Regions from separate parts of the Homo sapiens genome. Here region 2 is linked to region 1. A link is a loop called in an ENCODE intact Hi-C map of the cell type or tissue named here. Cell type or tissue: PC-3. All regions are shown on one strand. Each heading gives the region's core, and the rest is flanking DNA. Links, peaks and the distances in the headings are about the cores only.

What was found. Peaks named below come from ENCODE experiments on the same cell type or tissue, not always from the same donor. Only the 100,000 strongest peaks of a DNase experiment are listed, where the experiment ranks them.
Region 2: it touches region 1 in a loop (2.0-fold over the local background); 1 of 110 quality-filtered maps calls a loop at or near these places.

What each region holds. Positions count from the first base shown.
Region 1 is chr14:53,017,481-53,029,807 of GRCh38, forward strand. No RefSeq gene overlaps it. Among named protein-coding and RNA genes, the nearest start is that of FERMT2, 73 kb to the left of the region's middle. In PC-3, for the core only: no CTCF peak of the experiment used is centred there; a DNase peak (open chromatin) is centred at 5,311; H3K27ac peaks cover 635 bases.
Region 2 is chr14:52,917,477-52,929,803 of GRCh38, forward strand. It overlaps FERMT2 (FERM domain containing kindlin 2), which reads right to left. Exons shown (of 15, transcript NM_006832.3): 3 at 1,647-1,880. It overlaps LOC105370500 (a long non-coding RNA gene), which reads left to right. Exons shown (of 3, transcript XR_943867.3): 3 at 10,881-12,327. Among named protein-coding and RNA genes, the nearest start is that of FERMT2, 27 kb to the right of the region's middle. RefSeq lists an enhancer at 1,143-1,252 and a silencer at 8,335-8,629. In PC-3, for the core only: a CTCF peak has its summit at 6,736; a DNase peak (open chromatin) is centred at 5,405; H3K27ac peaks cover 1,006 bases.

The DNA of each region.
Region 1 (12,327 bases), core at 3,358-8,357:
TTCACAGTCTTTCCATGAAAAGGTTTATTGGTTTGAGTTGCTATTGGAATAAACACATTCTTGGAGATCCTATTTGTCAATGGCCAGACGATGGATCCTTTGAATTGGAAAAACTTCCCTATTTGAAAAAAATTTTGTCATCGAAAACAACTGTCCTATTGGCACTATGGGAACATCACATTGTAAAGAGGATGTAGAGGAGGGTAACAGCTAGCTTTAGGGAAGAACAGATTTAGAACAAAAGTTAAAGTCCACACACACTACAAATCCTCCTTCTCCATCCACTTATACTTCCCTTTACCCCCAACTGCCTGTCCCTGACCCTCCAGAAGATCTTCTGGATCTCTGGGCCCCTGGCTTGAATCCCCCTCCTCAAAATATGGCCCCATCTCTTCAGCAAAATCCTTTAACTTGTAAAACTTTTCCAACTTTTTAGAAAATCCCTTAAACATTCAGCTGCCTGCTTTAACTTCCCTTTCCTGGGAAGATTACAGAACACACTCTGGCCTGATCTCCAGGCCTGGGGTATACAGTTTGCCTGTGTAAATGCTGATAGCCAGGAAGTAAATCTGGCCCAGGCTCCAGGAAGACTCCTCCTACTTCCCAGGGTTCTGCAAACTCCGTCAACTCCAGACCTTACTGTGCCGTGCATGTTATACTGGATCCCCACCACAAAGAATTTGTCTCCAGACAGCAGTAGACCCTTTATTTTATGTTTAAAAGTGTATATATTTTTTGAGATGGAGTTTCGCTCTTGTTGCCCAGGCTGGAGTGCAGTGGTGCAATCTCAGCTCACTGCAACCTCCACCTCCCGGGTTCAAGTGATTCTCCTGCCTCAGCCTCCTGAGCAGCTGGGATTACAGGCACGTGCCACCACGCCTGGCTAATTTTGTATTTTTAGCAGACACGGGATTTCACCATGTTGGCCAGGCTGGTCTTGAACTCCTGACCTCAGGTGATCCGCCTGCCTTGGCTTCCCAAAGTGCTGGGATTACAGGTATAAGCCACCGTGCTTGGCCTAAATATTTTTTATTAGTACAAATTTATGGGGTAGTGTGAAATTTTGTTATGTGTATATAATGCATAGTGATCAAGTCAGTATTTAGGGTGTCTCTCCCATCTCCTGAGTACAATACATTTTTGTTAACTACACTCACTCTACTCTGCTATCAAACCTTGAATTTCTTCCTTCTAATTGTGTGTTTGTACTCTTTAACCCACTTCTCTTCATCATCCCTCTTCCTCCCACTCACCCTTACCAGTCACTGTTATTTATCTTTTCACATCCTACCTTCATGTGATCAAATTTTTTAGCCCCCACATATAAGTGAGAACATGCAATACTTGTCTTTTTGTGCCTGGCTTATCTCACTTAAGATGATGATCTCCAGTTCCACCCATGTGGCTGTAAATGACAGGATTCCATTCTTTTTTATGGCTGAGTAGTACTCCACTTGTGTGTGTATAACACATTTTCTTTATCCATTCATCTGTTGATGGACATTTAGGTTGATGTTGTATAGCAGGAGATCTTTTATATTACAAAGCCCTTTGGACCCCACTTTCAGAAGATTCTACCACATTTAGAGAGGAGTTAGAAGGATTGGTAGCCACTCATAATCCCACTCACAGGGACCTCAACTGGCCACTAAGATGTGTTCTTCCCACCTGTGATGATACTGTAGTTATTAGACAGGCCAGATGGACTCTACGGGAACCAACTCTTCCCCACCCACCTCCACCCAGGAAATAAATGGCTGGAACTACTTCTAGACCCTACTGCAAGTGACCAGGAAATGGCTCAGCTAGAGGCCAATATTCCATGCCTAATGGAGGTGATGAAAGAGGCCTTTCTCCCTAAGGTGAATTGGTCTCAGGTTGAAGCATGCACTCAAAGGAAGGAGAATCTCCTAAGGTTTTTATGGAATACTTTATACAAACTTTTAAAAGCCACACTGCATTAAACCAGAAAGCCCCAGAACACAGAAATCTTTTAATTTCTGGCTTGGTTGGAAATCTTCTCCCTGATATAAAGAGGGAAATTCAAAATAGTGTGGCTGCCTGGGTGAGTCAGTCTCTGAGTGTTATTATAGAAGCAGCTATGCAATTCTTTGAAAATAGCTTGCAGAAAATAAGAAAAAAATAAAAACCAACAGCTCTGCCTTCTAAATCCAGTATTTACAGAAACAAAGCTATGAGTCTCAGAGTAACTCAAAATCCCCTCATTTTTCTTACCAACCACAGTGCCTGCCTTGTTTGCCTCCAGATGTCTGCAGATATTTAAAAAACCAGGACACTGGAAAAACAACTGTCCTGCCACTTCAAAGAAAGATGAAGAAGAAAGAAAAAGTGGGGTCCGTAGATCCACCATCCTCAGAAGTTTCATTTTCCCCTTCTGAGGGATAATACCCTATTAATTGATGGGGTCAGCTCATCCTCAACCACACCCCCAAACCCATCATTAAACTTTAAGCAGAGGATTGGGAACTGCATTTCTTAATTGACACTGGTTTGACTTCTTCTACCGTAACACCCAGAGGATTTATTTTTACCTGTCGCCTCTGATTCTGTTTAAGTTGTCAGAGTCTGTGGGCAACCTATTTCACTGCCCATATCTTAGGCCACCCCAATATTCTTAGGCCCTCTCAACATTGTGCTTTTCTGGTTTCTGACTCCTTACCAGCAAATCTTTCCAGAAGAGATTTTTAATGCAAGTTTAATGCAAGCATATAATGCAATGAGAAAGATGTTTTTATTTTCCTGCCCTCAGAACAAACCTAAAACTTTCTACTTTCCTTAATGGAAACCCATCTCAATTTAAAATCCTTTGAAGAGGATGCAGTCTTAAAAGATGCCTGAACTAGTCCTTGGGCCTCACATGCAAATGACACTGGCTTGCTACTAAGCACAGGGCCTGCACACATCGCCTGGGAAAGAAACAAACCTTTCCCACCAGTAGCCCACAATCTTCTCTAATGAGATGCAACGTGAGGAATCAAACATATAATCGACTCCTTTTTACAGCAGGGTGGTGGTGTCTTTATTTCTTTACCCTGTAGCACCCCAAGCTTGCTGGGAAAGAAAGAAGAGAAAGTTGATTCAGATGGGGGTGGGAAGGGGGATGGGGGAATCACTTCTAACCAATTGTACAAGATCCAAGAGCCAAAAGCAACTCCTTTGTAATTCCTTTCTACCCTACCCCATAGTCACTAATCCAGCTACCATTCTTACCTTGATTCCTGCTGACACAGCCTGGTTTACAGTAATTGACCTCTGCTCGATTCCATTGCACCCTGACTAGACATTTCTCTTTGCATTTACATATAAGAGAGACAATTAACATAGACTCACAGACCTCAGGGATATCGTGAGTCTCCCTTAATACTTTCCCAGGTCTTTAAAGCCCACTTAGATTCTTTAGCCCTTACCCAGGGCTCCAATCTTGTGCCATATGCTGATGATCTCCTCTGAGCCTTAATATTAGCATTGTTCGTACCCACTGCCCTTGGCTTACCTAATTTTGACAAACTTTTTCACTTGTATTGCCATAAACATAATGAGATTGCTGCAGGTATTCTAGGACAACTTTTTGGATCTCATATATGTCCTGTAGCATATTTCTCATGTCAGTTAGACCCCATGGTAGCAAGTATGCCCTCACGCCTGTGTGCAGTTACTGCAGCTGCCACCCTAATTGGCAAAGGCGGTACTCTTATATTAGAATCCTCCATTTACCTCTATGTTCCCCCTACTATGTCTGTCTGCTTTCTTATAAGTTTATAAAACACAGCACCTCTCTACATGATGACCGACCACTTCAGAAAAGCCCTGTTAACCATCCCTCCATCACGTTACATCACTGTAACACTTTAAATCCAGCTACTCTACCACCTCTCCCTGCTAATGAAGAGCTTCACTCCATTTCTCATCATTGCCTTAACACTGTAGAAATGGTCTCAAAGCCACGAGCAAACCTCTTAGCTACCCCTTTGGACAACCCAGACTTACTTCTGTTTTGTGATGGCTCTTGTAGATGAAATTGCCAAGGAAACATAACAACTGGCTAGTTTTCCCACATGAAACACTTGAGGTGTGCTCTTTGCTCATTGTAAGATCAGCCCAAGCTGCTGAACCGATAGCTGTCACTCAAGTTTGCACACTGGCAAAAGAAAAAATGGCCACTCTTTACACCGACTCCAGATATGCCTTTGGAGTCTGCCATACTGTTGGCATAATCTGGAAATGCCTTGAATTTTTAACTTCTGCTGGTGCTTCTATTGCCAATGGGCATATAATTGTTGATCTATTACAGGCTATTTTCCTCCCTACTAAAATTACTGTTGCTTATTGTTCAGCCCATACTAAGGAGTCTGGTATTGTATCTCTTGGGAACAATAGGGCTGACAAGGCTGCTAAATACACAGCCAAAAATGTGCCACCTTTTTTTTTTTATATCTAGTTTCTAAACCTGCCTTTATCTCTAGCTGATACTATTGATTATCAGGCAGATGCTCCATGATCTGAAAAGACAAATGGATACAAAAGCATTCAAAACAATGATCAGATGGATTATACATTGGGCCAAAAGGATTTCCTATGGCCCCCATTCTTTCAGCCTTTTGGCTTGCACTTGTCTCCCATCAAATGGGATGTATGTGCAGATGGAGGATAGTTAAGGACCCAAAAGATAAATGGGCACCAGGTGTGGTGGCTCATGCCTGTAATCCCCGCACTTTGGGAGGCCGAGGTGGGTGGATCACCTGAGGTAAGGAGTTCGAGACCAGCCTGGCCAACATGGTAAAACCCCATCTCTATTAAAAATGCAAAAAATTAGCTGAGAATGGTGGCGGGCACCTGTAATCTCAGCTACTTGGGACGCTGAGGCAGGAGAATTGCTTGAACCGGGAGGCGGAGGTTGCAGTGAGCCAAGATTGTGCCATTGCACTCCAGCCTGGGCAACAACAGCGAAACTCCGTCTCCAAAAAAAAAAAAAAAATTATAATTGGTTCTGCCCTGGCACCCACAAAATTTCTGACCGAATTATTTCCCAGCATACTGCTTGTAAATCTCACCAAATTTCTGTAGGAAACCAATATTCCTCAGGAAGTCCTTGAGGCCTACATTGCCTCTTGTGGCACTCCAAGTGGATTTCATAGATTTACCTCCAGCTTTAGGCTATTCTCACTGTTTGCTTATTGTTTCTATGTTTAGTGGATAGACTGAACGCCATCTGACTAGACGTGCTGATGCCACGACAGTGGTGAATAAATGAATAAGATTATTCTTTGTTTTGGCATTCCTTTATGAATTGAGTCAGACCAAGGAATTCATTTTATAGCAGAAATAAACCACTTGCTTGCAAAAACTTTGGGATACTCATTAAAATTTCATACCCTGATCATCCCTTATCCTCAGGGCAAGTGGAACAGAAAAAGCTAGACATAAAAAGGACTTTGGGGAAAGAAGCATTGGAGGGACTGGGTTGTTTTCACTGCCCTAGTGAGCATGAGCTTGTGTGTGGTGTGGGGAGGGCTTTAGGAGCTGAGGCAGCTGGTGCTTGGTGGGGGTGGGGGAACCACAGTCCACCAGAAAAAGCAGATAAAGTATAAGTTCCCCCACATCTTTAAAAAAAGATTTTATTTAAAAATTTTTTAGAGATAGGGTCTTGCTCTGTCACCCGGGCTGGAGTGCAGTGGTGTGACTTTGACCTCCTGGGCTCAAATGATCCTCCTACCTCAGCCTCCCAATAATTAGGACTACAGGCACGTACCACCACACCCAGCTAATTATTTTGTTTTTTATACAGATGGGGGTCTTGTTATGTTGCCCAGGCTGGTCATGAACTCTTGCTGCCTCGGCCTCCCAAACTGTTGGGATTACATGCCCATGTGAGCCACCATGCACAGTCTCCCACGCTTACTTAATCAAGTCTTCAAGTAACAGAAGCCTCACCTTCATATGGAGACAAGTGGTGAGTTACTGGCCCATCTGAATGACTTACTGTTTGTTCATTGATTAGCAGAAGAGTCCAGGACAAATGCCTGTGAGAATAAATGTGGAGTCATCAAAAAGGAGCATGTACCGGCTGCAGCACAGGGAATTCTACAGAACAGAGGCTCAAAATCAACACATTCTTGAAAATTGTATGATGCATTATCTTAGATGGTAACAGGTTGTAAAAGCACTTTTTATGAATCAGCTAATATTGTGGATTATTAAAATATTGGCTAGGTAGAAACAAAAAATTTTAGGAAAATTCTATCAAGAGACTGCACTGAAATGGCCAGAAGCGTTCCCCTAAATACATAAAACCTGTAATACTTGAAATAGAAGGCATGAATTTACCCCTTTGGAAACAATACTTGGTTGTTCTATGCCTACTGGTATCTCTAAGCCTTCTATTCTTGAATTGAGTGAACCATTATGGAGACTTAAGTGAACAATTCGATGCTATGACTAGTTATATACAGGAACTGACAAGTATACTTGGAGCATATCAACAGGTAAAAATGACACAGCCAGCCTCTGCCAACTGACAATGCTTGCCATCTCTTTTGACGAGGAGATCTATGTACATCAAGGTTTTTAGAAGACATTACCTAGCTAGGAAGGACCTTATGAAGTACTGCTAACAACTTATGCCGCTATCTAAATAAAATAAAAATCCTCATGGATTCCTGCAAGCCATGCTAAGCTAGGTCAGCACTCTTAGGACAATTGAGAGACCCCAGATCAGCACTCTCAGGACAATTTGGAAGACCATCCCTGCAAGTGACCTTAAAGTAAGGATTTCCAGGGTTAATCCCCAGGCTCAGGAAGCAGACAGCATCATGAAGTAGACAATTTTTTCCCAAGGTCATTAAGAAACTTCACTTCCACCGATTTTCTCCCCCATTATGTCTCCTTACTCCAAAACAAAAACAAAAATACCTCTTCCTTTTAATGAAGACTCCTTTTCTTTGGCCATTTATTTAAAGGCTGACTGGAGATTGCGCGTCTCTATCTATCCTGTTTTCACTCTGACTCTCCGCTATGGGCTCTCTTCCAAACTCTATTATGCTTTTATAAACTCTTCCAGTTTTCTCAATAGGCCAAGCAGAAACCTGACATCCTCCTACACCAGTTTCCCAAACCCTGGCATATTAGTTAATCAGATTGCTGTCTATGTCCAACATCTAGATCACACAAAAGAACCTGAACTAGGCCAGGCACGATGGCTCATGCCTGTAATCCCAGCACTTTGGGAAGCCAAGGTGGGCGGATGACTTGAGGCCAGGAGTTCGAGACCAGCCTGGCCAACATGGTGAAACCCTGTCTCTACTAAAAATACAAAAATTAGCTGCCGTGGTGATGCATGCCTGTGATCCCAGCTGCTTGGGAGGCTGAGGCAGGAGAATCGCTTGAACCCAGGAGGCAGAGGTTGCAGCGAGCCAAGATTGAGGCACTGTACTTCAGCCTGGATGACAGAGCAAGACTCCGTCTCAAAAAAAAAAAAAAAAAAACCTGAACTAATTTTAATTCCTGCCAAGGAATGACAGGTACTTGCAAAAAGCTGGTAGACCAAGACTGGAAAATAGATCTATGACAAGATACGGCATTTATCACCAAGAAAACAATGTCACTCTACTTCTCCTCTTGGTGAGTTACTTGGATATGGAAAAACTTTCAGGGAAGCTCAAGGACTGTCCTTTGCTCAGGTAAAGCCATTAGAAGGGAATTTTCCCCTTTGTCTTGAAAACAGGAGTGGTACTGGGCCTTTCCTGTGTGACATACCAAGGCAAGACATACCCTGTGGTTTGATTTCACAGGCAGCATCCTCAAGCCTCTTATGAAGGTCATAAATGGTCCTGACACTGACTCTTACGGTACAAACACTTGTCAAATTACCAGATGTTACAGCTGAACCACAAGCCACCCTTGTGTAACCTGGGGTAGCTCATCTGCTTTCCACATTAGGCTGCCAAGCAAGCTGGTGACCCATGAAAGCTGGTTGGTGGCATAGTTTGAAGACCTGAGAGCCACAGAGCCAATGGTGTGTATTCCACTGTGGATCTAAAGACCTGGGAACCAGGCGTACTGAGGGCAGGAGAAGATAAATGCCTCAGCTCAAGCAGTCAGGCAGAGGGAGTGAATCCTTGTTTTCTCTACTCAGGCCCTCAATGGATTGGATGGTGCACATTCACATTGCGGAGAATAATTTCCTTTACTCAGTCTGTCAATTCAAATGCAAATCTCTTCTGGAAATACCCTCATAGGCACACCCCAGAAGTCATATTTAACCAGATATTTGGGCATTCCATGATCAAGTCAAGGTGACACATCAAATTAACTGTCACAGGATCTGACAAAACTTTTCTTAATATCTCTTATTTAAGTGGCAGGATGGAGGTCTGTGTACTGGGTTATTCAGCAATTAAGAGGACCATAGCTGGTTGGTTAGCCATTTCCTTAAGATTAATGTATGTTCTTTAAATCAGAGGAAAGCCTGGTTACAATGATTGCTTCTGACCCTATCCTGTGCAATTCTTTAAGTCTGGAGAAGCACAAAAGACTATCTAAAAAAGTGTGTAGCAGCAGAAACCTGGAAATGTAAGCTCACTGGATGGCAAAATCACTGGATTCTCAACTGATGAGCCCAAATTAACAAAGTGAAAATTTAAATATTATATATATACATATATATATATATATATATATTTTTTTTTTTTTTGAGACAGGATCTTGCTCTGTTGCCCAGGCTGGAGTGCAGTGGCAAGACCTCTGCTCAGTGCAGCCTCAACTTTCCGGGCTCAGGTGATCCTCCCACCTCAGCCTCCCGAGTAGCTGGGATTACAGGTGTGTGCCACCATACCTGGCTAAGTTTTTAATTTTTTTTTTTAGAGATGGGGATTTGCCATGTTGCTCAGGCTTGTCTCAAACTCCTGGGCTCAAGTGATCCACCTGCCTTGGCCTCCCAAAGTGCTGGGATTATGGCATGAGCCATTGTGCCTGGCATATAATAGATATTCATAATTCAGGTGGTCCAGCATCCAAACCCTTTTATTTATTTATTTATTTATTTATTTATGTATTTATTTAGAGACAGAGTCTTGCTATGTCACTCAGGATGGAGTGCAGTGGTGCGATCACAGCCCACTATAGCCTTGATCTCCTAGGCTCAAGTGATCCTCCTACCTCAGCCTCCTGAGTAGCTCGAACTACTTGTGTGTACCACCACTCTTGCCTTTTTTCTTTGTAGAGACTAGGTCTCACTGTGTTGCCCAGGTTGATCTTGAACTCTTGGACTCAAGTGATCCTCCTGCCTTGGCCTCTCAAAGTGCTGGGATTACAGGTTTGAGCCACTGTGCCCAGCCTAAACTCACTTTATATGTGCATGTATTACTTGCAAATTATTCTAGCTTCTATGTGGAATGTTGAGAATTTAAATACTTGAGGATATTTTGCATTTGTGAGAAATAAAAATATTGAAGGTAATTAAATCCTTTTGTTAGCCTGTATGAGGTTGGTGCAAAAGTAATCGCAGTTTTTGCCATTGAAGGTAATGGCAAAAACCGCAATAACTTCTGCACCAATCTAATACATAAACTGGTTCTACAACTCCCAGGATCCATTGGCATCAAGAATTGAGAGAAGTTGTGGGGAAATGGAGGCCTTCTTACCTTTAACTCTCCTTGGCACAGCACAAAGGACCAAGGCTTCTCCCTGGGAAATACAATCTGGGTACTCAGTACTGGCAGGATTTAGAGTCAAACAAGAGCTTCATTCAGGCTAATGAGAGTTGGTACAAGTAATATTGCTGTAAGGATTCTTCTGACTACTGAGCATGCATATTAACCAGCTTAACTTTTGTTCCTTGTTTTTGCAGTTACAGCAAGTGATCTGGTTTAAGCCATCTTCCCTACTCCTTTTCCTGTTTTGTGACACGTATTTCTGTAGGCTGATTGAGCTGCACCAATAGAACAGGCTGTGAACTCCTAAGGTGGGAGTAGGGAGGTGGAAGGAGAGAGGCTTGGCTTCTTGAGTTTTCTGTATCACCTCGGACAATTGCAAGCACATAGGAAATTACTGTTGGATTGAATTGAACCAAACTGGAATGGAACTAACTGACCCGTAAGATGAAAACCACATACAAACAAGGAATGCTTGTGTTGGGGTTCAGAAAAAGATCCCTAAAATATGATACTTTGACATGCTGAACTAAAGAAGAAGCCTCAAGGTCTCTCTGACCTCCCTGCCCGCTTCTCTTTCAATACTCTCTCTCTCCCAAAGCACAGGATGTAGCTGTTCTTGGAAGTTCCCTTATCTACCTAGAAACTGGACCCATGAAAGAGAAACACAACTGTCTTTGATCCCCTCCCTGAAATTTCATAAACCAGAGATTAAAACTCGTATCACCAAGGAAGAGGCTGAAAATTAAACACCACATCTAGAGCTCAGCTGAACTTTTTTCCAAACTATTTTCTGTTCTCTGGCTCCATTAAATTCCCCCAAATAATTATTTGATAGTCATTGTCTGAGCATTGGACCCATTCATTTCCCCTAAAAATAATTTATTACCTGCTATAGTTTGGATATTTGACCCTCCAAATTTCATGTTGAATTTTTTTTTTTTGACAGAGTCTCACTTGCTGCTCAGGCTGGACTGCAGTGGCACGATCTTGGCTCACTGCAACCTCCACCTCCCAGGTTTGAGCAATTCTCTTGCCTCAGCCTCCTGAGTAGCTGGGACTACAGGCGCACACCACCATGCCCAGCTAATTTTTGTATTTTTAGTATGGACAGGGTTTCACCATGTTGGCCAGGCTGGTCTCGAACTCCTGACCTCAGGTGATCTGCCCGCCTTGGCCTCCCAAAGTGCTGGGATTACAGGCATGAGCCACCGTGCCTGAACTTCATGTTGAAATTTTATCCCCAATGTTGGAGGTAGGGTTTAATGGGAGGTGTCTGGGTCATGGGATGGATCCCTCATGAATGTCTTGGTGCTGTCCTTGAGGTAATGAGTGAGTTCTCGCTCTATTAGCCCTCAAGAGAGTTTCCCCAAGAGCTAGTCGTTCAAAAGAGCCTGGCATCTCCCTCCCATCTCCCTTGCTTTCTCTCTCATCATATGATCTCTGCACACTGGTTTTCCTTTGCCTTTCACCGTGAATGGAAGCAGCCTGAGGCCCTCACCAGAAGCTGAGCAGGTACCAGTGACATGCTTCTTGTACACCCTGCAGAACTGTAAGCCAAATAAACCTCTTTTCTTTGTAAATCACTCAGCCTTGGGTATTCCTTTATAGCAACACAAATGGACTAAGACACTACCCCTCAGAATGGCCATATTTTCCCCATCTCCTTTTCCCCCATGAAGGAGAGTATATAAGCATATGGACCTCATTGGGTTATTAATCATTCTCCTGCAATTCCCCTGTGCTTATGCATATTAAATAAACATGTATACCTTTTTCTCCGAATAATCTGCTTATTGTCATTCATTTTCAGTGAACCTTTAGAGGGTAAAGGGGAAACTTTCCCTTGGTCTCTACACTTGCTAGATATCTAAACAATTAAATTAATAGATAAAGCAACTTTGGACAGGGAGAGAAACTGGAAATGTGTTTTTCCTTGATCTTCACATTATAGCCTGAACTATTGTATAATAATTTATTAAGAATTAAGGGATGCCAGGCGCTGTGGCTCATGCCTATAATCTCACCACTTTGGGAGGCCGAGGCTGGTGGATCGCCTGAGGTCAGGAGTTTGAGACTAGCTTGGCCAACATGGTGAAACCCTGTCTCTACTAAAAATACAAACAATAAGATGTCAGCTGAAGCACCTTTTCCTTTGAAATTCAAAGAAAATTAGCTTGAACTCGTGTCCCTCCTCAGGAAAATCTGGGTGATTTATGCATTTTCCAGTTACCTCAGTATTTGGAGAATTAATTTTATTTATATTTATTTTAGAGATAGAGTCTCACTATGTTCCCCAGGCTGGACTTAAGATCCTGGGCTCAAGCAATCTTCTTGCCTCAGCCTCCCAAGTAGGTGGGACTACAGGTGTGTGCCACTGTGCCTCCCCACGTGCTGTTACTCTCCTGTATTGCTTTGTCCCAACTGAGGACTCTCAGCCTTTCCGCCCTTAACCCCCTCAAAACAATAATACTCACACAAGGCATTTGTGTATGAAACTAACTTTACTAAAGGCTGCTTGGTTTCCCTCTCCCTTTTCACAGCTTTTTACTTTTTCTTTTCACATGCTCCTATCTTAAACTTACCTGCTTCTATGATTCTCTGCCCTTCACTTTACTTCCTTCTTTATACGCAGAACTATTTTTAAGTTTGAGGTACA
Region 2 (12,327 bases), core at 3,982-8,981, 99 kb before region 1:
GGAATTTGGTATTCTTTGTATTTTTCTCTATTTTAATAATAATAATAAAAACCCTGTTTCACTTTAAAAAAAATTTCAAGGGCATTAGATCAAAAAGGCAATGTGAATCTACCTGTATCTCCCCTCCTACATCCCGAATCCCCTGAAATGACAGCAAAAGATATTTAAAAATTGTAGGCGGGGAGGGAAGATGAACATCCATAACAGTGCTAGGAGACAGGAAACTACAGTAAGAGGGTAAATAATGAGTGATTCTTGAAGACAGAAAAAAGTTGGTATTGGTTTAAGGGAAGCCACAGCCCAAACTAAACACAAGAAATGGGTGAGGATTCAGACTCCTCCAAGCTCCAAGCCTACAGGCATAAGCAGCAGGCAGGGCTCTGGGTTAAGAGGTAGGTAGTCTCAGCACCTCCATACTGTCCACAGGTCAGTGCTTGAGGCATTGTACAGGAGCAGCATTTGCCCACAGGCTCTAGCAGTGAGTGTGGGTGCTGACACCAGCAAGGAAGATTGGGTACTCTGGCGCTAGCCCAACTAAAATATTTTCAAATGTTTTCAGCAATATTTAAAACATTTGAAAATGTTGCAGCATTTGCTCTAAGAGTGAAGCAACCTAACTGATCATTAACAGGGAAATGTGGTTATAAATTATACTTGATCTTAGCCAAAAAGGCCAAGAAGTAATTGGATGTAAATTAATAGTACGTCTATACTCTGAATTACAGCTTAAAAGAATGTATAACACATAGAAAGATCTCTAAGACATTACTAAGTTTAAAAAATACATATAAAATGCTCCTATTTATTAAAAAAAATCCGATATGTATGGACAAATAAATGCATAGAAAATCACCAAACTGTCAAGAATGATTACTTAGGGGAAGGGGGAGCTTACTATGTATGTCTATATTCATTGATTCTTTTACAACAGAGTGTATTTATAAATTACTAGTATAATTTAAAAATTTAACATGAATAAAAAACTGCAGTACTTTATTTGGAATTAAAATATGAGAAGTCACTAAATGTATCTTTAACCAAGAATTTCTCAAATAGGAAAAAATACAGCAGAGTTCTGCACTAGTGGTAGTGACAGCAGTTCACATTTTCTCAGATGGTTGAATACTTCCTGTCATATGACATAACTGGGTCAGCCAAAGTAACCCACATCTCATTTCAGAATGCATAAATAGAAATACTACAGAGATGTTCAAATTGTAGACTGGTGAAGGAAGACAACACTCATAGTCATTTCCTTAGGAGCTGTGTCAGGCCTTCAATGGAGGAAGTGACACAATCTGCCTGAATCACTAAAATCAAATAGTGACTTATGTGAAGGAAACATTGCAAAGCCATGTATGTTCCCCTGAAAATAGTGCCTGTTCCTTTAACCTCTCCATAAAAATAAAGTATTAAATATCAGATACAATTCTAGTAAGGAAAGAATCTCTACTAGGTTCTTCCTGTTCCACCTTAACCCAGCATTTATCTTAATATAAAAACTTTAATGAAGTAGAAATTTCACACACATACATATATACAGATAGTTCAGCCCATGCCCCATCCCTTGGGATAAGCTATGTCAGTCATCGGTCATCTGTACATCACATAACTCGTATTTTAAGAAGAATTTATGTAATACTTACTAAAAGTCTTACAGATGTCAGAAACAGCTTTGAAGACTCTATCAGAGAAATTCACTTTCACCTTCACATACTTCATGTTGGGAAGCTGCAGGCGGAGCAGTTTGTGCTGAGGGGTGAACTGAAGCTTAGCATCTGCCTGAATACCATACTTATCTAAGGTCCAATGTGTCTTCAGAAGCCAAGTTCTCTTCTTTTCCCACCAGAGAGCATGGTCAGACCAATCTTTTTTTACATCTATAAAAAACAAACAATAAACAAATCACTTAAAAATCACCAAGGTGATTTTGAGAAATTAAAAGCAGAAAACTAGATAATTGGGTATTTAACAGCAATAATTAACTACTAAGTTACTGTTATGTGACAGGTACAAAAGAAACATTAACAGCTGAGAAAACACGCTCTGTCCTGAAAAGCCAGTACACAAGGCAGCTGAGGCAGAATATATAGGGCAACTAAGAATGTTTGAGTCAACTACAAAATGGGACACATGGATGACAGAGAAAGTACCCTCTTATTCTCAGAAAACAGAATCCTGAGGGCTAGAATAGGAAGGATTAATAAAGACAAGGAGTTGGTGGGCTTGGAACTCGTCCTATAGGAATGGACAATAACATTCTGATGAGAAACTGAACAGACTGTGGTTTATGAAGTTGCAGAAATGTGTGAAGGTGAATAATGGGTGGTGAAAAGATGGGGAACCAAAGTGAACAGAGACCAATATCCTAGGTGAAGAGGAGGAACAGGGAAAACACCCATGAGAAACACTATAACTTAAGAGAAAGCTCTAAAAATAAAAAAATAAAAAACTACATTCTGGCCACATGTGCTCTCCCAAATAGATCCCCGAAAATGGATCTAAAGTCACACTGCCCAACATTTTTCTCTGAGCACGTTTTGGTACAAGTATAACAGGAAACATTAATATCTGTTCAACTATTTAACAGCCTTATGCAACTAAATGAAACCAAATAAAGAAAAGAATGTAATTTACACAAGATTTAGCTACCCCCAGATAAGGCAGGTCGTAACAATAAACTTGTAGCAGTAAAATCCAACTTCAACTAGTTATTTATTTACTTATGACTAGGATAGGAAGTTGGTTTTTAAAGCTGCAATCAAAGTAAAGACTGCTGGGATCAACTGTATGTTAAACTTACTAAGTGCCAAAAAAAGGGAAAGTGATGTTTCAAAAAACAAAACAAAACAAAACACACACAAAAAGAACAGGCCCAGCGTGGTGGCTCATGCCTGTAATCCCAGAACTTTGGTAGGCTGAGGCTGGAGGATCGCTTGAGCCCATGAGTTCGAGACCAGGCAAGGCAACATGGTGAAGTCCCATCTCTATAATTTTTTTTTTTTTAATTAGCCAGGCATGGTGGCATGTGCCTGTAGTCCCAGCTACTCAGGATGCTGAGGTAGGAGGATCACTTGAGCCCATAAGGTCAAGGTTGCAGCGAGCTGTGATGTGAAACTACATTCCAGCCTGGGCAAGGGAGCGAGACTCTGTCTCAAGGAAAACAACTTCCAGGGGAAGGAAAAACATGTGAATGCTGGGCACAGTGGCTCACGCCTATAATCCCAAAACTTTGGGAGGCTGAGGCGGGCAGATCACTTGAGCCCAGGAATTCAAGACCAGCCTGGACAATGTGGTGAAACCCCATCTCTACAAAAAATTAGCTGGGCATGGTACATGTGCCTGTAGTCCCTGCTACTCAGGTGGCTGAGGTGGGAAGATGGACTGAACCTGGGAGGTAGATCAAGGTTGCAGTGAGCTGTGATTGCACCACCGTACTCCAGCCTGGGTGACAGAGCGAGATCCTACCTCAAGAAAAAAAAAAGTGAATAATTTTTTGCAAATAAAAATTAAAACTATCATGCTTCTGAGATAAAGCTCATTTTAATATAGTCGTACCTTTAAAAAGAGTTTATCAACTTTAAGACATTTAAAAGTATGTATTAATCTAGAAATTGAAACACACACACACATAACTAGTCTATCCCTAAATAAAAAATCAGATTTCCACATTGATTATATGGCTGAAACACCTTCTACAATGGTGAAATTTACTTGATACGACTGAAGTTCTCATTATGGAAGAAACATGCCACAGGTAGAAAAAGACTTTCAATTCTCCAGACATTAAAAACCTATTTTAATCAATAAGTATTTTAATGGGAGAATTACGGCTACAGCTACTTGTGATCGTATTACCATTTTGAAATTTCAACATCTGTGGTTTTGGCAAAGTCCTGCCAATCATGTTATTTGAAGTTTGGCAAAAGAATGCATGTAACTGCTATTTTATAACTACTTGCTTAACAGTGATACTTAATTGTATATAGTACCCTACACCCTACTTTCTAGCACAGAATTTGCCAACTAACTTTTGGAAACAGAAAATTCTGATCTACCTTATAGAAGACAACCAAGGTTAGATGACTGATCACATATTACTTTTCTTTCCAGGAACAGAAAACTAAGGGCAGAAAAAGATAACCTGCAAAGAATGCTGGTAATCAAGTAGAGTTACTGTTGAGCTGAACTGAATGATCGGTAGGTAGTATATATAGGCTGAGCCTCCCTAATGTGAAACTCTGAAATCCAAAATGCTCAGAAAACAGGGGAAAAAAAAAAGTTTTAGACTTTAGAACATTTCAGATTTCAGATTTTTGGATTACGAATGCTCAACCGGTTAAGTACAATACAAATATTTCAAAATTCAAGATCAGAAACACTCTGGTCTCAAGCTTTCAGATAAGGAATATTCAACCTGTAATACTTTCTTTCTCACATCTAGTGTCAATGTCACCCACTAAGGAAGCTCCATCATATACTCCCCGTGGGGAGGCAAGGAGAAAAAGAGCTGTAAGAGCACTATGAGTCCACCAGCACATGTCACTTGGGTTCCTCCAGAAGGCATCCCTGACCTAAGAACTTGGGTGCAAGCAGCTTATTTGTGGGAAGGAAATCCCAGGAAGCACACTTGAGGGGATCAGTGAAAGTGAGATGGGGAGAAAAGCCAACTGGAGGTTCCTCACTGCTGTGAGCACCTGCAGTTCAGTCCTTCAGGGCATGCCTCAGAACTCTCCCACAGAGGAGAAAGATGAGGTATCTCTCCACTTCCTTGTTAAGGGTTACTCCTGGGGCCATTACATTAAAAACTCTTAACACTTCTTGGCTGCCAGCATGGGGCTGGCTGCCCTGCACTCAGGCAGAGCAAGCTCAGAGATCCCTGCACCTAAGGAAAAGAGCTTGTCAGCATGTTGGGGATCTGCCCACCAGGAGTGCAGGTGAACTACAGTGAAAGAGGGGGGCCTCCATAGCACCTGTTACAGCCTGAAAGGAATGTTTATTAAATTAAAAAAAAAAAACAGCTGTTTTATTGTAGAAGCAGGGCGCTGCAAAGACATAATAAAAGACAGGCTCAAACAATGTGGCCCAGGAGTAGGTGCTAAAACATAGAGGGCAAAGACACTAACGTGATAAGGAGCTTTTGGGTACAAAATTTACATATGGACACTAATAAAGAGGTAATGTGCCACCAACCACAAAATCTAAAGAATTTTTATAATGTGAGGTATGAAAAGGACTACTGGTCAAGAACTCGACTTTCCAAGTCAAAACTACATAAATGTGAAGCTGGAGGTTAGCAAACTATGAATGGCCCAAGGACCAAATCCTGCCTTCTGCCTTTTTATGGCTCACTAGCTAAGAACAGTTTTTGTACAGTCATGAGTCACTTAACAAGGGGGATAAGATCTGAGAAATGCGATGTTTGGCAAGTTCACTGTTGTGTGAACATCAACGAGCGTATTCACAAACCTAGACAGTATAGCCTACTACACACCTAGGTTATATGGTATGGCCTCTTGATTCTAGGATACAAACCTGTACATATGTTACTGTACTGAATGCTGTAGGCAACTGCAACACAGTGATAAATATTTGTGTAGCTAAGCATAGAAAAGGTATAGTAAAATTAAGGTATTATTAATCTTATGGGACCACGGTTGTATAGTCTGCTGTAGTTGACTGAAACACTGTTACATGGCTCCTGACTGTATTTTTAACTGGTGGGGGTTGGGGGGGGAATCCAAAGAACAGTATTTTACATAATTTTATATAAAGTTCAAATTTCAATGCCCATAAACAGTTTTATGAAACACAGCCACACTACTCTGTTCACACATTGTCTATGTCTACTTCTGCACCACAACATTAGACACAGACTGCATGGCGGCCCACAAAGCCCAAAAGCCCAAAATACCTACTATCCATACTTAAGAAAAAAGAAAGAAAAGAAAAGAAAACTTTGCAGGCCCCTGTTGTAAGCAGTGTTATCTTGCACTTAGATAATGGTACAATAAAATCTCAATTTTCCATCAATTAGGCTTCCAACTGTGACCTCAGAAACATATATCTCCCCTGATACTCATCCTTCCCTTTAAAACCTGTCCCTCCCCCATGAATTCCACCTCAGTTTCTCATCAAAGGAGCTATCAACCTGCACCCACCAAGAGAAGGGGATAGGATCCAAAGATTACATACTGGACATCCTATGAGTGGTCCGTTTACCCACAGAAAAAAAATAAGCTCTCTTACTGACTGGCAACGCTGGTAAAACTAGTCTTTTTTACCCAGAGAAACTAGTGGATGAGTAACAATATAGAAAAAAAATTACACAAAATAAAAGCAGAAATAGGAGACCAGAAAAAAATCAGAAGTGTCAATACCACTCATGGCAAAAGATAAAAACAGAAAAGTAGGTGTTCTGACAGCGAAGTAGAAGACAGTGTTAGAAGATGGGTAAGCTGGACTGTGGGGGCTTGTGACTTATGTTCAAATACTGGGCTTTTCAGTAGCATTCCTGAAGACTCAACACACTACCAACCTAGTCAGCACTACTTGCAGAGTAATCACTACCACAGAATAAGAACATCAGACGTGCTGAATTCGTGAATTCAACAAATACCTGTTGAACATGTACTGTGTGCAAGAAGGCACTGTTCTAGTGCTAGAGATATGATGATGAACAAAACAAAGTTCCAGCACCATTGAGGGAGACCAAGGTGGCTAGAGGAGAGGAAATGGAGATCAGCAGGAGGTGGCATCAGAGAGCCAGGCAGGAGCCTTGTAGGTCACAGTGCATGGTTTAGGTGTTACTATGTATGAGATAAGGCCCTAGAGCAGTAGTTTTCTGCCTGATTGGCATTAGAATCATCTGAGCAGCTTTTAAAAAATACTGATGCCTGGCCCCACCCTAAACTAGGGCTATTTTGGTTTGTGAACAGCTGTCTGTATTTTTTTTATGGGCAGATACTCCACCACCTTGGTGACATCTCTCAAACCAAATATATCAGAATCTCTGTGGGTCTAGGAAATGGTTTTAAGCAGTAGTCACTTGTTTCAAAATCATTACTGATAATTTTGAAGAAGTGTGGTGATGGGGGTATGCAAGAGTTCACTCTTGCAAGAGAGTGTGCAAGAAGTTAATGTGAGAGTGGAAATGACAACCATTTCAGTTATAATGGTTGGGAGGTGAGGAAGTACAAATAAGAAATACAGAAAACTTTTCCTGGATATTTTACTGCAGCAAGGAGAATAATAGCGATCAATAGATAGAATAATAGCTGGTAAATACACAGAATAATAGCTGGTAGATAGAAAGGAAATGGCAGACCCAAGGAGTATTTTTAGCTTCATTTTTAAAAAGGGAAAGCTATTACAGCATTATTTTAAAAGTGGCTGAAATGATTTCGTATTTCAGATCATTTATAATTATTTATAATTATCATTCACTAATTTGCCCTTCAGCAGAGTATCACTTCAAAACTTCCTAAAGACCCGACTGAGCCCCCTCAAACAGGCAAAGCAATGTTTTCCCAACTTCCAGAAAATTAGCTCTTTCTTTGGTGCTGGCTTTATATCACACTACCTATCTTATTTTGAAACTAACAGTATCTCCATATCAAGTCACACAATTGGCTCTGCTCAGACTATCACAAGAACATACCTATTCTATTCATTAGTAGCAAAAACAAATTGTATACACTGATGAAAATCCTGAGAAAAATGATGGTACACCAACTGAGAAGCATTTGCCCAGGCAAGCATAAAAACTAACTGCACATCAAAAAGTACTTAAAGGCCAGGAGCGGTGGCTCACACCTGTAATCCCAGTATGTTGGGAGGCCAAGGTGGGCAAATCACTTGAGGTCAGAAGTTGGAGTTTGAGACCAGCCTGGCCAATATGGTGAAACCCCATCTCTACTAAAAATACAAAAATTAGCTGGGCCTGTTGGTGCACACCTGCAATCCCAGCTACTTGGGAAGGCTGAGGCAGGAGAATGGCTTGCACCCAGGAGGCAGAGGTTGCAGTGAACCAAGACTGTGCCATTGCACTCCAGCCTGGGCAACACAGCAAGACTCTGTCTCAAAAAAAAAAAAAAAAAAAAGCACTTAACTGCACAAATTGTGTATATAGGTGTGTGTGTGAGGTAGTTTATCTCGATGCAGCAACTCTTTTTTCGTTTGAGATGGAGTCTTGCTCTGTTGCCCAGGCTGGAGAGCAGTGATGTGATCTCAACTCATTGCAACCTCCACTTCCCGGGTTCAAGTGATTCTCCTGCCTCAGCCTCTGGAGTAGCTGGGACTACAGACAGGCACCACCACACCCAGTCCAGCTAATTTTTGTATTTTTAGTAGAGGCTGGGTTTCACTCTGTTGGCCAGGCTGGTCTTGAATTCCTGACCTCAAGTGATCCAACCCCCTTGGCCTCCCAAAGTGCTGGGATTACAGGCATGAGCCACCGCGCCCGGCACAGATGCGGTAACTCTTGAAAGCACTTAGTTATCTAGTGTATTACAGCACAGCTTGTCTCTAAAGTGGCAAGTTAAATCATAACAGACTATGCAACTGTAACTTGAAAAACCCACTATGTGCAGAACAGATTTCAGACATCCACACATTGAAGCTTTCCTCTAGCTAAAGACTGAGTAGAAGCATGAACACATTATGATGACTTTAAAATACTTACGAATAATGGCAAGCAAATGAAAATACTACTGTATCACTAAAGTAGTGGTTTAGTTTTCCATGTGGCATCAAAATCCATAATGAAATAACTGTTGATATTCCCTGAATTTGCATAAACTAAAGCTTTGGAAAACTTTCCATACAGGAACTCCCTTACATGTTCTAATCTAGACTCTGGACTATGTTCTAAATAAACATTTCTGATTTCCAGAATGGCAGGCTTGGTATTTCAAACATTAGATGACCAAGTGCAACACACACACACACACACACACACACACACACACACACACACACTCAGCCTGGCACTTGGCCAGAAGTTAGCAAACATCACCGGAGTAGATTCATTCATCTGCATTATAAAACCATTCAAGGCATAGACTACGCTCAAAAACTTGCTCTGAGAGTCCATTTCTCCAAGGTCATGATTTTCAGTTATCCTCCAGGTACAGGCCAACTTTTATTCAGTATATCTTATATTTTAAATTTTGATGTTAAACTTTCAGAAGTAACCCATCACAAATACAAGCTTTCTCAAAAAGGCTCGGGGGTGGGGCGTGGGGGGTAAAAAGCTGTACTATTATGAAGCCATCACTTGTTTTCCTTCTCTGGGGAAGAAAAGGGATTTTATGATTTACTTATAAATTTGGCTTGTTTAGTAATTCTTTTAAGACAAGAACTACTTATAGTTTACTATACCTAGCAAAATTCTAACTTCTATAATAAATTTTAGTAAAATATCTTAATTCTTCAAAACATTTTGCCAGCATTCTGGAAAGAATTATTTCTGTGTCCCTCCTCCCTTATTTAACAGATCCCATCACACCGTATCACGTGCACATAACAGTATCTGACAGACACTCAAACTCCTATCATTAACATTGCAAATTGCTACAACATTGACTGAATCAACAAAAATATCCTCCCTCAACTGTAACAGAATGCTCCTCAAATTCAGAAAGTGGTCGTACACTTGCTTTACAAATAAACATCTGTGTATTCTAAGGAACAGAAGGCTTGGGTTTCTCATCATTAGAGGCTGAGTAAATATTGCTTAGTCTACCAAACAGCTTTTGGTATCACAGTGCTCTCCCACTCCATGAGTCACCAAAAAGAAAAAAAAGAAAAAAATACATATTTCAAAGCTTTTTGCTAGAGAAAATATTATGCCCCACTTTATGCAATTCCAGCTTGCTTACACTTAGAAAATATGAGCACAGAGAAGGGAGACATTATTGAAAACATCCTATTTAATGTTTTCCTAATAAGATTACCAATTCCTACTTGACTGTTTGGATACAGGCTACTAAGACGCAATTATTGGCCAGGCTCACGTCTGTAATCCCAACACTTTGGGAGGTTTGAGGTGGGTGGGTGGCTTGAGCCGAAGCGTTCAAGGCCAGCCTGGGCAACATAGCAAAACCTCATCCCTATAAAAAAAAAAAAAAAAAAAAAAAAAAAAAAATCCAGGCATGGTGGCCTGTGCCTGTGGTCCTAGCTACCTGGAGGCTGAGGTGGGAGGACCCCTTGACTCTGGGTGGTCAAGGTTGCATAGAAAGTTGATCAAATCCCACTCCTGTTGTTTCTGCACGAGAGCTGGAGCCTATGCCTTACCACACATCCATGGATATGCCCCAGATTTGACTTGGGCCTTCAAACTTTGCACAGTGGCTGCTACTAACTTTTTGAGATAATATTCAGATTCCTGGAGACTCAGTTCTGCCTCATCTAAACCACCAGAGACCAAACAAAGACCAGCCCAATACCTCTTGGACTTTATTTAATGCCATAATGTTGTCAGACTAAAGAGAAAAATGAAGTAATTCTTTTTTAAAAAAAGAAAGTTGATCAAATAACTTACTTTTTCTTACCTTAAGTAACCACATCTTAAAAATAAGTAAGCAACTTAGAGTTTGGAATGAAGAGGAGGTTAAAATATTACTTTTAGGGAGGATAAATTTCTAGTTGCATATTTTTAAAGTACTAATTCAGGAAAGAAATGCAAAATTTGTTTAGTATTCTCACACGTCCATAAACTAGAAGCAAAGTTTACATTAGATAATCTTTGCTAAGGCAACATGTCATTGTGACTTATAAGCACAGATAACTTTTCTGGGCACGTGACTTATTTCTGATAAATATATACTTTTGTACTCTGCTAATATTGTAATTCTCTGTACCATTTACTTTTGTTTTAGGATCCTCTTGAGCCCCAAATGAGATATAACTATTACCATAATCAAGAGTTGACTGGAGGTAAAGAACACTACAATCCCAGTGTTCTAGTGACAAAGCCACTAAAGAAGCTGGTTCTGACCTACTGTAAGCAAGCCATGCAGACTCAGCAGACCAGAAAACGTCTTTCTCCTGCTTTTCAGGCTACTTGCTCATACCATTTACCTATACCACTTAGTTGCTCATCTATTAAACTTAGAGGACTTTTCCCTCTTTCATTTCATAGCCAGGCAGACTGCCCAAGACACCCTTGGGGAAACCTACTATTTTTTTCTGTCTACCACGGTGTTTCGAACTTCTCACACTTCTGAGAATCCTCCTCCTTCTCAGTAGACAACCATGGATTCTACTGCAGAAAACACAGAAGCCATCAGATTCAAACTCTTTCACCTTCACGCCAACCCATCTATAAGCCTTCTTAAATTTGTACCCAGATGGGCCTCCTGTCTTTGTGTTAACATGAAAAAGTGTCTCTTCCTGTCTATCTAAAGCCAATCCCACCTCCTACGCTCTGCTGCCCTTCCCATCTTCTAGGAACCGTGTGCTTCTTTCCTTACATTGGCTCTCCAGGTGTCTCATCCATTCTCATAGCTTTAAAAGACACTTATTTTCGTCACTGGTGTCAGCAGCCCAACCTTCTACTCAGACGCCAGCCTATACACCCTACTGCCTATCTCACATCTCTTCTTGATGTCCCACAGATAACTCAATTTATCTAAAATGTAACCCAATTTTTTTTCTTATCCCTACTCTTATTATACTAACTAGCACCAACCGTCAACCCAGTTGCTCAAGCTAGGAATCTGAAAGTCATTGATTTTCGCTTTCCCTCATTCCTTACATTTATCAGCAAACTGTCAAATCCACTTCCAAAAATCTCCACTCCAGTCTCCACTGGCACCACCCTATTTCAAGCTGCCATCATCTCTTGCACTGACTACTGCCACAGCCTCCTAACTGGTCTCCTTCATTCCATTCAGCACTTTGCATACAACAGCCAGAGTCATCTTTTCAGCGCTTTCATGCCATTCCCCTGCTGAAAATCCTTTGCAACTGCTTCTAACTGCACTTAAATAAAATCCAAATGCCGTATCAGGTCTACAAAGCCCCACACAATACAGCCTATCTACTCCTCCAAATTTATCCTGTGCTACTCTTCCTTTGCTCCAGCCACACTGGCCTTTTTTAGTTCTAAGAATCATATAACTAAGCTCTTTCCTGCCGCAGTGCCCTTGTACATGCTACTCCACTCCTGGAATGTCTAACTCTCTCTCATCTTTCAGGTTTTAGCATTAATTCCATATTCTCAGAGAAGCCTTTTTTAGCTACCCTAGCCCTCCAATGTCCTATGTCCCCCCATACTGTTGTATTTCAGTATCCTGTGATATCACTGATCAAAATTTATATTCA